Linked DNA regions of Homo sapiens: region 2 is linked to region 1. The links are chromatin loops, found by intact Hi-C in ENCODE. Cell type or tissue: endothelial cell of umbilical vein. All regions are shown on one strand. Links, peaks and the distances in the headings refer to the core of each region. The heading gives the core; the rest is flanking DNA.

Region 1 (11,962 bases), core at 3,926-7,925:
CCCTCACCTACTGGGATGACCTCTGGGCCTCTGGAATGTCTTTACTTGTCTGGGGGCTTTGCTGCTAGACAGTCAAATAATGGAACTTATAATGGGGACTTTGGGTCACATATTAGGTTGGTGCAAAAGTTATTTTGGCAATTACTTTTATCAGTAACTGATGCAATTACAACAGCATCAGTTCCAACCTCTGGAAAAACTAACGATTATCCTGACCTCCAGGAGGGGCTGGAGAATAAAGGTCAGCCACAGGGGCAATATGTGATTCAGCTCCAATAAAAATTCTGAATACCAAAGGCTTCCCTGGTTGGCAATCCTCTGTATGTATTGTCACACTTTGTGGCAGAGAGGAGGTAACACCATCCTTGACTCCAGGGAGCAAAGGATGAACGGAAGCTCCGTATTTAGACCCTTCCTGGACTCGGTGCTATATGTTTCCCCTTGGCTAATTTTAATTTATATTCTGTTACTATGATAAAACTAATTATAGACAGCACTTTTCTGAATTTCGTGAGCTTTCTAGCAAATTATTGAACCTCAGGGTACTTGTGGGACCCCTAAATTTGTAGCCAACTGGTGTCTGAAGTGAGGGCAGTCTGGTGGGGACTGTGCTCTCTGGCTGTGCAGTTTTTTTAACTTCTGGATGTTATGGGTACAGGGCCTACCACATGCCAAGACGACAAAAGCTGAGCATACGAATATCTTTAAACTAGGGGTGCAAATTATGGTACTACATTTTATTACCTCATAACTTCTGATAATATTTCCAGCACAACATACATCACCTGCCTGTCTCCCATCATAGAGGTAATAGTTATGGTGTTGTGAGAGGAACCTGCTGAAATGGGGAGTTTTTTGTTGTTGTTCTATGTGCCTGAGTAAAGTGCCCCTTGTAAAGGTAAGCCTGATTTACTAATGAACATTTTGAGAAGGACTTGATATATTGCTTGCATTCTGTCTACCTTTTAACTTCAGAAGTCACTTGATCACAAAGTTTTGGGCCTTTATTGGGCCTTAATTCCCCTTGATTTATCTTAATTTTTTCATTTCATTTTAATTTTTTTGAGACAGGGTGTCACTCTGTTACCCAGGTTGGAGCGCAGTGGTGCTATCATAGCTGTCTGCAGTGTTGATTTCCTGGGCTCAAGCGATTCTCCTGCCTCAACCGCCTGAGTAGCTGAGATTACAGGTGTGTGCCACTATTCTTGGCTAATTTTTAAAAATTTCCATAATGCTGAGGGTTCACTATGTTGCTTCGGCTGGTCTCAAACTCCTAGACTCAAGCGATCCTCATGCCTTAGCCTCTCCAGGTGATGAGATTGCAGGTGCGAGCCACCGCATCCAGCCACTTGATCTTAGTACCCAAAGAACAATGACAAACGCAAGGGCATCTGGGCACTTGTAGGGAGTGGTAATAATATCCTACTGCTTTATTGTTTACTGAGGGCTTTCAGGATATTTGTGTGTAGTGGGGTAGTGGGGGTTAGTAGAAGGGGGACCCATTATAATTCCAGGTGTGAAACTTAAAAGCTGAGTGATTATGAGAAAGTCTTGTTTAATATCTCTAAGTTTAAGCTTTCCAACTGCAACTGTAAAATTAAAAAAATGAAACCTTTGTGGCCTACCACACTGGATTGCTTTATCAAAAAAAAAAAAAAATACTTATGCTCGAACCCTGAAAGATCAACTTAGAATTGCCAAAGCTGGGAAAAGAAGGATCCTTTATCTTAAAGTTGTTCTATTTCAGAATTCAACTCTAAACTTATGGGAAATAATGCAGAGATTTGAATCAAAAGCTAAAACTATTTCTACTAATTTTTTTTGCTTTGTACATTCATTGTCTTTTTCCATAAAGTGTGTTTCACATTATAAAAATCAACAAAGGTTATTGAAAAACATTTTCATTATTCTATATAGTACTGAAAATGAACATGACACTGTACAATAGTTTATATATTCCATTTCCTTTCTCTTTATAGCCTATTTCATTTTCTCTCAAACTGTTATTATTATCATGACACCCAAATTTGAGATATGCAGCTCCCTCAGGAAGTCAGGTATACATGTTCTCTATAAGCAAATAAATCAGACAGTGGGAGGGCTACCTGGGTAATGTTAACAATACTCCCCACAGGACACTGCAAGTCATATTTGTGATATTTGTCAGAGCATCAGGGCCACATTCAAAAATCCTAACTTTAACAGGGAACACTTGGTGCTGTTACTTCTATGGAAAACCACTGATAACTCACTAAAGACAAAGTAAGAGCTAGCTTGCCTCTCTCTGTCTCTCTCTCTCTATCTATCTCCCTATCTCTACCTCTCCTAAAAGGCTTAAACAAATAGAAATGAACTAGAAACGTATAGTAACTAAAAACAATTTCCTGGCTCTGGTGGAACACTTTAGGCTAAGATCTATGCTTATGAACATTATAATCCTGTAGCTATCTCATTTATGCAACATTAAATTCATTTTTTATGAAAGCAGGACAAGGTGACCTTCTTGAAGGTAAGAACTCTCAAGTAAAATTCATACTATTTAAAGGAAGGTGGACAGGACAACTGGAGGTCTTTTTAATTATATGAACAACCAAGATTTAAAAATATCTTATGCTATGTTTAGCAATGCTTAGCCCATTTTATGCGATTTGTAAAAATTCTTGATGATAGACACTGATATATAAATATATACTTATAATAACTTAATATTTTGTCGATGCCTTTAGTAATGGTATAGGTGAGGCAATACCTATCAAGTCTTGGTAGTCCCAGTAACTCGCTTTCTCTCCTTGAAAACTTTTCTGATAAAAGAAACGGTGGCAATGTTTAGAAGTTGCATTTTAACACTGTCCCTCTTTCTTGTTTCTGTCTGTGGTTAACAAAGCATATTAAAATGATGTTTATTATTCTGTCTCCTCTGTAAGGCTAATATGCTTCTCAGAGTTAAGGGATGTGCTTTACTGCAACAATCCTCAGTATCTAGAATAGTGTATTTAATGTAGCAGGAACTCAATATATATTCATTAATTGAACTAACAATTACCCCAGTCTAAACCCTTCCAATGTGAACTTTGGAGGTGCCATTTCTCGGTAAACAAGCTTAGCTATATTTTATCCTTATTTCAGAATACTAGATACAACTGTTTGTATTAATTAAACCTGGGTCTGAATTACAGACTGCTACTTTATTAGGGACCCATATACTAGAAGGTTTAATTGCAGTTAGTGTATACCTAGTTGTCCATTATTGCTTCCAAACCATTATTCCTCCATGCTTATGTGAAAATACTCCTGTTATGAATTTATATAGATTAAATAATAAAATACTCTGCCTTCTCTCACCTATTGCCCTGCCACTCAATGGTCTCCTGGTCATTTTCCACACTAAAGCAAAGGCTTTGGCCCATGGTACTCAGTCTTCTCTTCCTGTCTATCTCTTGTTCCACCTATCATACTCTTTTACTTCAGTATCTATTGTGATGACTTATCCAACATTTTAATCTTAGAATTTATGGGATTACTCAAATCAAGTTAACTTCAATTACACATTCCATTAACCATTCATACCCATGGACACCATTCTAACTTGTTGTCATCTGGAATGATGCCACCTCTGAAGTTTCAAACTCCTATACTTCGTTTTTTAATTACAACCTCTGAGTCTTTTGTTGCCGCTATTCTTACTCCCTTTTCCATCTCATAATCACCCAACCAGGGCTGTGTCTTGATATTTCTTCTCCAAGGTTCCTGTATTATTAAAGATTTCCTGAAGCCTCTGATGCAATGCATATGCTTATAATTTCTGCAACCGTATTCTGTTAACTGAATTTCAGATTCAGTTAACAGATTTCAACTGGGCACTGTACTCAGCTCCTCCAAAGATACTTTACATTTGATTGAATCCAGTTCCAAATCTATTCCTCAATTTATAGTTTCTGGTTTTGGATACCGACACCACAACTCTCCTGTTGTCAAAGTCAGAAACCTGATATATATATATTTGGACAATTCCTCTCACCATCAGCACCCAAAGACTCAACAAGTTCTGTCTACATTAACTCAAAAAAATCTGGAATTCACTCTTTCATCTCACTAGAACTTCATAATTTCACTTCTAAATTCTTCATTGGTATAGCTTCATCAAATATCGTTTTTCTGTCTCCAACTTATTACATGTAATCAATGACAGTGAACCATGTTTATGTCATGGAATGCATAGAAAAAGAAATTTTCACTTCATTGCACTGGGGTAATGGGACAAGGTTCTTTGATGGGAGAGGCTTCTAAGCCTAATCTCGAGCCATCCTTAGGCCATTCCCAACAACTCTAAGTGCTGACAAGATTAATGTTTCAGTCTACCAATAGCCTGTTAGTGCAACACTAATGCGAAACAGCAGTCCAGCGGAAACATCTGCGAAGTTTAGTGCGATGTTTTTCAGCTGGAAGTGTAGCTTTGTTACCCTTCTGGTCAATTATTCATAACCTAGCACACAAACTCCTTAGTATGACATTCAGAGCCTTCATGACATGGTTCTTACCTCTATGTAGGACCTTTCTCCCTGCCTCTGATCTACAAACGCTATAAACCAACTGCAGTTCCCTAAATGCATGCTGATTTTCGACACTTGTATGTCTTTCCTCCTAATGTTTTCACTACTTGAAGTATTCTTTTCTTGGCTGTCTTGTTCCCACTTTCCAAGATTTAGTTCTGCAATACTCATCTTCGCAAGTTTTTTTCAGATTTCCTGCAAGCCCCTCTTCCAGGTTCTAGAGAACTCTGTGCTTAATTCAAGAAAAGTACTTGTTACACCTTATTTTAATTGGCTTGTGCCTGTTTTTTTCACCTTTGCTTAGGGGGGCTAATTAAAAGCAGGTGTTGCCTTTGTAATACGCTCAGAATCTCACACAGATTCTGACAACACATGACTTCAAAATGAACAAATACATCGATGAATGAATGAACAAAAATCAATATAGTTTATCTTTTCCAAAGTAAACTGAAATATAAATTTTACTTTTTCACTTATTTAAGGAGTTGCGTCACTTCATTTGGACTTCCATTCAGCAAATGTTGATAATTTATTGTGTCCTAGACATTGTGACAGACCCTGGAAGGCTCACAGGAGTGAGGTATTATTCTGTACTTCAAAGCATTCACCAAGTGAAATGCAAACCAAATATTTAAGCAAATCCTGCATCACACAACATATAATACAATCTCTCCCTCAATCCTGTCTCTTTCCCTTTTGCTGAAAAATATTTATTTCCGGTATTTAAAAGTTGCAAACAAATAAATTAAAACATTTACATTCCTTGATTACTAAAGCCCTTGAAAAAGTATTTCAAAGCTTCCCCTTTCCATGTACTTGCCCCTTTCATCTTTACATTTGATCTTCTGCCTTCACCAATGGACTGATGCCACTCTTTTTATCAGTGATGCTCTCCCTAATGGCAAAGTTAAGAATATATAACTCAACACTTTGGCAATGTTTGGCACTTTTGAGCCCCTGTGGAGCTGAAACTCAAACCTCTGGACTGATGCGAATGTCTCTGGGTTAAAAGAACAGGCTCTGCCAGCCTGGAGCACAGACTTCAGAGGCGGGGCTTCAGTTGGCTGGCTCTGATGTCTTTGATGTGGGATGTGAAAAAATCAGTTCTGCAAGCGTTGCAAAAGCCGTGGGTTGTATTAAGGTGAAGCTGTGGGAAGGAACTGCTGCTCCCTAGGAAGACGCTGACAAGAGCCACAAACAGACAGGAAGCTAAAGGAAGCAAGCAGTAAGGAACAAGTTTCTTTTTTCTCCTTAAATTTTCCAGTCTCCCTCTAGTGCCCCCTATTGGCAAAGCCTAACTTAGAGCCCGGTGACAAAGGAGAAACGTTGCAGAGCCCCCAACCGGTTTACCAAACTGAATAGAAAAGAGCTGAGAAACAATAATGTATTGAGTAACATATCCAGATTCTGTCTTCAAATATTTTCTACTTTATTTCAAGGTTTTTATGTGTTCCCCTGGTTTCAACTATCAACGCAGTGGCTGACTCCCAGATCTTATACTCCATTCTTACTCCTTATCCCAAACTCTACCTCTGCAAGGTGAATTACTGGGTACATATTTCCACTTAAATAGTCTCTACTGGCCGGGCGCGGTGGTTCACGCCTGTAATCCCAGCACTTTGGGAGGCCGAGGCAGGCGATCAAGAGGTCAAGAGATCGAGACCATCCTGGTCAACATGGTGAAACCCCGTCTCTACTAAAAATACAAAAATTAGCTGGGCGTGGTGGTGCGCACCTGTAATTCCAGGTACTCGGGACGCTGAGGCAGAAGAATCGCTTGAGCCCGGTGGGGCGGGGGTTGCAGTGAGCCGAGATCGCGCCACTGCACTCCAGCCTGGCAACAGAGCAAGACTCCATCTTAAAAAAAAAAAAAAAAAAAAAAAAAAAAAAAAGGATCTACTATGTTAAAAACAGGTCATCTTTTAAGAAAATTCAGTCGTCAAAAGTTCTTTGTACTGAAAATGCCAGCAAAGCTGTTACCAGTCAACCAGGATGGCACCACCTCTTACCTTCTAATGTTTTCTTCACATGACACACGATTTGGCATTGGGCTCTGTGGGGTCTACATCCGCATTCCTATTCCATCAGTGCCTCATCACTTCTCTGACGACCAAATCACTTTTTTGTGACTTTTATCTGCAACTAGTGCCTACATTTCATTTCAGTTCATCCTGTATGATGCTCTCTAATTGATCTTGCTATACAGCTCATCTCTGAGCACATTACACTCCACAAAAAGTTTTCATGTCTCCCCCTGCAAATTAAGTGTAAACTTTTCACTGAGTCCTCACAATATATTCTTTACCTGTATTCTCAGCCTTATCTCTTATTGTGTATCACATTACTAATATAAAAGCACACTTAGATGGAAATTCCTAAATAACCATTTTTGTATAGTTTCCTAATCATTTTTATAGGACATATTTTTAATGTTGAATAGTAGTAGATCATAGCATATATTCTTTTAGGAGGTTTTGAAAACATTGCAAAATTTCCATCTGGAAGGAATGGACAAATTCACATTTCCAATGCGGCTATTGTAACTCTGGATATTAGCATAATTTCCTCTTTTCCTATATTAAGGTATATCATTGTTGTATTAATTCAAGTCCTGAGATTATCAGAAATATTTATCAATTTAATATACATATTTGCTCTTATGAACTGAATTTTCATAGTTTCTGGAATATTTTGTATTGCTTTTTCATTTATAGACACTCAATAAATTAAAGATATTAGGTGCCACATATTTTGCAACTATTTTTCTTTTTCCAATGAGTCATCTGCCTTTTAACTTTGTTTTTAAGTTTGCTTTCCTGTCACATAATTTTTCTTTTTTATTAGGCATTATCTTCATCTTAACTTATGCAGTAAATTATAACTGCATTTGCCTTTCTTGTCTCTGCTTTATTGATATGCCTAGTAACTCGTTCACAAGCCAAGATAATTTACATAGTCATTGATTATTTTAGTAATATAATGACTTCATTATCTTATTATTATTACTGTTATTATTAACTTTACAAGTAGGAAATAAAGACGTTATTATTTCCACTCTCGTTCTCTGAACCAGCAGTCTCAGTGATTCTTAACCCAGTAGCCTCAGTCAATCTTTTCAAACATAAGTCAGGACTTACCACTCCTCTGCTCAAAACCTGAAATATTTCTCCATTTCATTCTAAGTAAATGTCAAATTCCTTAAAAGGGTTCACATTATCTCTCTAGCCTCACCTATCATCCTCCTCATTGCTCCCTCTGCCCTACATTAGTTGGTGGCCTTACTGTTTCTTGAACATATAGGCATGCTGCCAACTGAATAGTTTGTCTCTGGAATGTTCTTCTCTCAAATGTCTATAAGACTAACTATGATAGCTCTTTTAAGACTCTATCCAACGTGGATTTTCAATGAGGTCTATGTAAGAGTTAGGGGAAGCTAACTTCTTGAACAAATAACCTCAAAATCCCAGTGGCTTCAGAGTTGACACTAATGTGAAGGACACAAATAGAGATCTCCCTGAGCATGACAAAGGAAAACAAAAGATTTTTAATTATATAGAAAACAGAAAACAAAATATAGTCCAGGAATAGTGGTATCAAATTTTAAAAGTCAAAGCAAATGCAATGTAAATAATAGTGAAAGACAAAAATAGAACAAAAGTTTCCCAAACTCGAACTAAAAAACCCTGAGTTCAAGATTAAATATTTCATATTTATTTGAGCAAAATGAAAAATTATTAATTTAAAATATACAAAGGCAACTTTTTGATATTGTAAATGAACAAAAATAGGAATGAAAGGTTATCTTTAAAGGCAATAAAAAAATACCTTCAGGGTTTCTCTCAACCAAACAAAATACCAATAAACGAATGAGCAAAATCTGTAGTTTTTGAAAAGAAATAATAATGACAACAATAGAACTGTTAATGTGATGTCCACTTATTTTGTACCAAAAACTGTTTTAAGTGCTCATGTTTACATGTTTAATTCTCACTAGAAGTCTCGAAGGCACATCTTGTAATTATTTTCTTTTACAGTTAAGGACTGAGATTGTGACATTAAAAAATTTATATACCACCATTTGTTGTTCATGAGTAAAGACAACTTGGAAAATGTATAAACTCAATTGCCTACTGGAAAGAAATCCCAAAATGTGTGGCTTGATCAACTAAGAGATGTATTGATATTAAAATCACTGAAGTGGGAGAGGTTATAGTTAAAAGAATTCTTAACAAATATGAAAATCCATTTACTATGTAGAATATTATAAAAATAATTATTGAAGATATGGTTACAAAATTAAATGCAAAAGACTAAACACTTTCTGAAAGTGGAAATTTACATGGTAAAAACAATAACAGCATGTTAATGATAAGAAAGCCATAATTCTTAGCACAATTAATTATGACCAGGAAACAAGGAGGGAGAAAGGATAACAGAAGAAAAGGGGCCAAATTGTTCATATTGTTGGAGTAAGGTAAAAGTTTTGATTTATGACTTTGATAATTAATACAAAATAGATTTAAGAATACCTTTAATTATTTTAAGCAAAAATATAACTAAAAGTGGAATGTCTCCATTTTCTATTAACAGCAATAAAATTAAATGACAATAGTATACATACCAAAAAATAACAATGACAAAAGCAGAAAGCTATCACAGAAACTATTAAAATGACAGAAGCAAGAACCAATAAAACTATCATACAAATGAATCACTAAATAAGAGTGGGTTGAAAAAGCAAAATCACTCTAAATATTATTATATAAAGCTTACAGAAGGCACATCTAAAAAATAAGTCAGAAGAGTCAATAATAGAATGCAAAATTAAAGTACTGTAATACACAGAAAAGCAGGAGTTAATAGTATTAACTTTAAAATATTACAAAAGAAAGCTGCCATTTTATAAAAAATTACAATCCAAAAGATCATTTAATAATTATAGCCTATTATATTCACTGAATATTAAGACCTGCAAATATATAAAGCAAAGCCCACAGAAATAAAACAAGTAGGAAATTCAACACACCATGAATAGTCTATGACAGATCAAGTAGACTGAAATATAAGAACTTTGAATATGTGGAATTTTAGTTAACAGATTAATTATTTCATTGACTTATTTGCTCAGAAATTCTCTATGGAGCAAAAGTTGGAGACCTCATACCAATTACTTATTTATTTGAGATACGTGTTCACTCTGTCACTCAGGCTGAAATGCAGTGGCACAATCACAGCTCACTGCAGCCTCAACCTCCCGGGCTCAGGTGATCCTCCCACCTCAGCTTCCCAAATAGCTGGGACTATAGGCCCATGCCACCACACCCAGGTAATTTTTGTACTTTTTGTAGTGACAGGGTTTCACTATGTTGCCAGGCTGGTCTCCAACTCCTGGGCTCAAGTGATCTGCCCACTTTGGCCTTCTAAAGTGTTGGGATTGCAGGCATGCCTCACAGTACCTGGCCCCCAGCCATGCAAATTAAAGAGACTGTTTAACATAAATTTAAACAACAGCTGACACCCTCCACTTTCAACCTGGGGAGATAAAAAAAGTTTTTTAAATAATGATTTATGTCAGCTATTTATTTATTAATTGCATCCCCCACCCCCCAAAAAGGACTCAAGGCAGCTACATTCCCTAAATTGTAACTGGGTCAATGTGCAACTAAAAACATTAAATGCGATCACTATATATTTAAATTGCCTAAATTGCATTCAGAGAATACTTGATCATTTGAAAAATTTGTTTTTAATTACTAAATGAGAAATAATGAACCAAAGTAGACAACTCAAGTTGCTTTAAAGAAAGAATAACTTATGAAAGTCAATCAAAGGAAATAATAAAGAAAAAAGCTAAAATTAATCAATTAAAAAACAAAAAAGAATATTTATAAATAAGAATTCAGAGTATGTGGAAAAACAAAATATAAAAATTTATCAAGGCTAATCAAGTAAAAAAAGAAAAGGCTAATGCACAAGAAAAGAAGTATGACTACATAAGCAGAAGAAGTAAAAAATTGTATTTCATATACCTTAATGATAATTAATCATAAATCTTGTTAAAATAATTTTTTTCTAGAAAAATATAGCTTTTCAACATTGACTCAAAAGGAATTAGTAAACACTGATCACACAAAACGGAAAAAAAAGAATATATTGTTAAATTTTTTCTTCAGAAAAGAGCCAAGCTCCAGTAATATCTGTTAGGAGCAATTCACCATGAATTCACCATACACTTCTTGTAACAGCTTCTATCTAGAACTCTCTTTTCAATGATGTTTGTATAGCAAAGGTAATGTCTTCCTCCAAGGTAAAAGTTGGGTAAGTTTGCTAGAAGCCCCCTGATAAAATTGGGAGATTCCTACATTAAGGATTTGTCAGCTGTGATAAAAACCTCTGATATATGTAGCATCCACATGGACCACTTTCATATCACCCTTTGAGTCTTGAAGCCAAAGGAAACAGTTCATGCTGCCTGTTGTGTAGTAATAAAGTCCTTTGTCTCTCAGGCTGGAGTTTCATGTCTTCTGCTAGCATCTGTGAAACTATGGCAGGCTAACCAGTTAACTTGCCAGGGTAAAATCTCAGACCCTTCACATATCTTGATAGTATCGTGAGAGAATGTATCAAACCTTTAAGGAACTGAAATGCCCCATGCAATTTAACATAGAAAAAGAACTAAATAAACCTTCCTATTTCATTTTAAAAACTGTAGTAAATCTCTGTTCCAATATCTTTAAAAAAGTACAAAATAGAATTATAGACCAATAGATATTCTAAATTAAATGTTTGTAAATTAAATCTAGTAATGTACTAAAAATTTAATAAACCATAGCCAATTAACGTATATTTAAAAATGCAATTTGATATTTGAAAACATAATTATTTTAGTTGATCAAGAGAAAAATCTACATATTTTTGCTGTTACTCCACAGTGGGGTAAGGCATTGCAAAAGTGATAATATGATTTTCTCAGGGAACATTCATTTTCCAGTGGGAATGGAAAATGAATGTTCCCTGAGAAAATCATAATATCTAAAGTATGTTCATTGGGTATTAGCACAACTATATAAGAAAAATACTAATTTTTAGAAAAATTGAACTATAGCCAAATAATTGCAATAGATGCTTCTAGGTAGTTAAAAAAATAAAAGCTAAAAATGGTAGTTGATTGTCAATGCAGAAAATAAAAAATCTATTCAAATTTCAGATAGATATTACTTTAATATAGTATTAGCAGTAATTCTGCCACATATTCACAAGGAGTGACATGATGCTAGAGAGAGATTTACAAATAAGAGAAGCTTCTTCCTTGTTTAATGGATAATGCTCTAAGGAAACACTCAAAATCTATTAAATTTATATTTAGGAATCACCCATATCCACGCCCCATCCTTCCTCTATATTCTAGTGCT
Region 2 (4,000 bases), core at 1-4,000, 65 kb before region 1:
AGAATGTTCACTATTAGCTACTGAAATATGTAATTTATTCTATCTACATATAAGGGTTACATTTTCATAGCTGAGTTTTAAGAAAATGGCCACTGCTTTCAAAACAAGATTTGTATTTTTAAATCCTGTATTAGAAATGACCAAAATGTCCCTTTGTTTCGCCCATCCCATTTTTCCTTCCTTTCTTCTTTCCTTCTAATATTTATTAAACAGCACATAAGTATCAGATTGTACAATCACTGTTTAGGATAAACACTTGTTCCTAGTTTAATGTACATATGAAAGATTGAGTTTTCACACATAAGTTTCTCTGTCATTAGCAGAGGAGAAGATACCAGCATGGTCAGATCAATTAGGACTTCTTGGTGGCAAACCAATGAGCAAGTGCTGTTTTTCACAAATGAACAAAAGATATTGCTTAATTCCTCAGTTCGTAATTTGTAGTGATCTAATTCTGTATTTCATTGGACCTAAAACTAAATTGATATTCCATTAAAATGGAATATTAAAAAAGGGAGCAGTATTTCAGAAAAAAATAAAATTAAAATGCATTTTTGTAAATATAAGATTTATCAGTTGCCCTAAATGCTGAATTGAAGTTATAATCTTTGTCTAAATATAAATTGAAGTTAAGATGAAGGTGAAAATGTTTAAAATATTTATTAATTTTGTCATTAATAATAAAAAGAGCACCTTGGATTTATTGGCACAGTGAAAGTTAAACTTGGAAAAGTCAATTTGCATAGGTAATGTTAAATTTAAAATTTTATTTCATTAAAAATATAATGGTCAAAGTTTTGGTAAATAAATATGCAAAGCTTAGTAAGATCATTTAGATGGCACACAAAAAAATAATGTATTTTACAAGGAGACATAAAAATATAAATTAAAATCTGTCTGATTTTTAAGTATCATGCAGCAACGTATCAAAAATCAATTTGATCTATCTAGCACTAGATGTAAAAAAGAAGCTATCCCAGATTTTGCTGATACAAAAGTAACTATTATCACACAATTACATAGAATTACATAGAAATATATACAGTTAAGAGAAGAAAGTAAAAGTCACAAAGTGATAACCACCTGTAACTGATCTAGTCTGTTTCTTTAATGTGATAACTTTCAGATATATGGTATCTTTTTTGCATGTAGCTATCTTTGATTGCATGAGCGGTTTCACCAATGCTATTGAATGAACTTGTTATGAACTTTGCATGACTCATTTTAAAAATCTGCCTAATTTCAACAATTTTTGGGTAGCCCACCTAGCTTGCTGATGGGAAGAATAGGGCACTGACCCTGACATTTACCCCGTGTGACAGACTGACTCTTGGTCTGCCCTGCAAGGTTTCCCATATCCTTCTTCTGGTAATAGACACAGATTCTTGTTTACAGAGCCTGTGATCCAATGTAACTGATTTTTGTTGTCTATTACAGCAAACTTGAAAGATCCCTTTAGAATTTTTATACCAGTCTGTACAAATGACTGTTTTATAAATCTAGCAAATAAGATCAGAAAACTCACCATGAGGAAGGGGAAAATCTGATCCTGGGTTGTTATTTTGCAGAGCAAGTTCAAGGCAGAGGCTGACCCAGCCTCCGTGGGACCTTGAGCAGGCAGAGGGGAAATGACTGTGTAGAGCTTAAACAAAAAGAGCTGAGAAGCCAGAGAACTGAATGTTGGCAGAGAACTGACCTACTGTAGTGTGGAACAAATGTAATGGGGCTTAATATGGTGAAATGACATGTTCCCTTTCTCCCCACGTACCTTGAAAAACTACTACAAGAATAGCAGATCATCAGACCAAGTATTGGTGACTGCCTTGATAAGTATGGAGTTAGAAGATGTCTACCTCTGACTTCAGGAATGCTTATTTTCCATAATGACACTATGAGGTAGCAGAAGCACTGGAGAGCTCTCCAGGGAATGAATCAGACTTCTAATTTCCTCTCTGCAGGGTTAGAATAACTAGAGTTGATTATTTGGCCTAAGTACAAAGCTTTTGGGAACAAGGGTCAATATTGGACTTAGCAATAGAGCAACAGGGACCCTAGGGACAGAAGAATAATATATGTGTGGCCCACAGGATGAAGACTTGGGGTCATATGATTTGACTGTTAAAAGAAGTTTGACCTCATTTTGGAAACAAGCCACACTGTTTAACTCAATTTACAAATTTCAAGTTCAGTAAAATTTAATTTTACATTTTTTATTTGGTGCTATCCTATTTTTTCTGAAAATAACTTGGTCTCAATAATCTTGAAGACCTATATTATTGAAGAACATTTTTCACTCTATTTCATATAATTTGTTGTAGAAGAGTCAAGAGGCCAGTGAAAAAATGGAAATAAATTTTAAAAATTATCTATGTGATCTATTTATTCATTAATACATAATTGTTAAGCACCTATTAGGTGCCAAGCTATCTCTTAGGGGTTGAGGCCATAGTGGTGAGCAAGTGAACAAACAGGCAATATCCCTGATCCCATATCAATGTAAATATAATTTAAGAGGCATAATTAAAGTAACATACTTTTGCTTGGGTCAATTTAAATCAGAAAGAAAGAGTTAAGAGAGTGAGAGCCAGAGAGAAGAAAGACAAAGAGATCAATCTGGAAGTTTGAAATATTCCTACTTCCACTCCAATGCAAACAAATGATGAAAGAAATCAAAATGTTAGTCTCTCATTGGAACACATTTCATTAATTTATTCAGTTCATTCACAAGCATTCATTAAGCATCTATTATGCATTGTCATTGTCATGCAAACACTTTTTAAAAAGCAAGTAATATATTGTTTTTCTATAGTTTAAACTGATTTCATAAAATATAGTCTAAGGCATAACAAATGATTGTATAAGGAATTAAGTAAAAAAGAATACCCTTAAATAGGTTAATATTAATAGTAATGTAAATTTTTATTTTAGCAATTGTGTATTTACACCATTATAAATTTCTACAACTATTAGTTCTACTCTTTGAAGAGAACCTAGTCTGAGCTGACGTTTGTTCTATGTCTGCAAAGATTCAAAGCCTTCCCAGGTTTTATCTAAGTAACTTTGTTTTATGTTCTATTTATACTTCATAAATCCATTATAAGCCCATCTAGAAAAGCAATTATTTCCAGGCATCAACTAATTTACTGGACTTCTTCTCAATGGATATGTGGTTTCTACTTTAGACAACCAATCTCCATAGCAAATCAGGTGGATTTAGTTTCTGCATCCCTGTTTATACATAAGCTAAATTAAGAGTGTTACCATCACAGACATAGCTACTGGCCAAATAGAAGGTGCAAGACTTGGAAGACACAATCACACGGGCAATTAGTGGAAGCCATATCCAGAGCATAGGTCCCCTGTATTTTGCTCCAAGGCTTTTTTCCTATGTAAGGCTACTATTGAATGGCTCTGTAATTCAATAGTGTAATGGAAAGTGGACAAGGCGAACATTTAGGATATATTCTTTAGCCATTTATTTTTTATGCAAGTCGCTTAATCTCAAGGAATTTGAAGTTGCACATCTATAATATGAAAATAATAATGCCTAACCTAGTCTCACATGAGTTCAAAAGGGGGAAATTTATGTGAAAGGTATAAAGGTATTGTCATTTACATCCACCAAACATTATTGGTAAATGTGAAGCCTTGGTGTATAAATGTTATGCTCTGTTATGCTAGCATTCTAAACTTCTGAGAAATACACAGTTGCTGAAGATCAGTTACTTAATTCTTTGCATGTCAACTACTTATTAATGTTTATGTATATCTACATGAGAAAGCACAGAAGAACTTTGTATTTGTATTGTGAGGAAAAAAGAAAAGGGCATCTCCACCTCATGAGGTACAGGTATTACTATTATAGCTTCCAGATGGTCAATCAGCCTGCACCTAGGGAGAAAATAACAAGTAGGCCTCACTTCCCAGTCTTTTCGTCAGTGCCGCCTCCATACAACAGTAGTAAGACATAGCTCCTGCTTGGAGGACTGCTTATAGCTGC

Evidence for each region. Peaks named below come from ENCODE experiments on the same cell type or tissue, not always from the same donor. Only the 100,000 strongest peaks of a DNase experiment are listed, where the experiment ranks them.
Region 2: it touches region 1 in a loop (2.9-fold over the local background); 1 of 110 quality-filtered maps calls a loop at or near these places.

What each region holds. Positions count from the first base shown.
Region 1 is chr18:33,195,982-33,207,943 of GRCh38, forward strand. All of the region lies in intron 20 of CCDC178 (coiled-coil domain containing 178), which reads right to left. Among named protein-coding and RNA genes, the nearest start is that of CCDC178, 240 kb to the right of the region's middle. In endothelial cell of umbilical vein, for the core only: a CTCF peak has its summit at 5,823 (motif pointing left); a DNase peak (open chromatin) is centred at 5,790; H3K4me3 peaks cover 205 bases.
Region 2 is chr18:33,134,502-33,138,501 of GRCh38, forward strand. All of the region lies in intron 20 of CCDC178 (coiled-coil domain containing 178), which reads right to left. Among named protein-coding and RNA genes, the nearest start is that of CCDC178, 300 kb to the right of the region's middle. In endothelial cell of umbilical vein, for the core only: no CTCF peak of the experiment used is centred there; a DNase peak (open chromatin) is centred at 1,790; H3K27ac peaks cover 1,226 bases.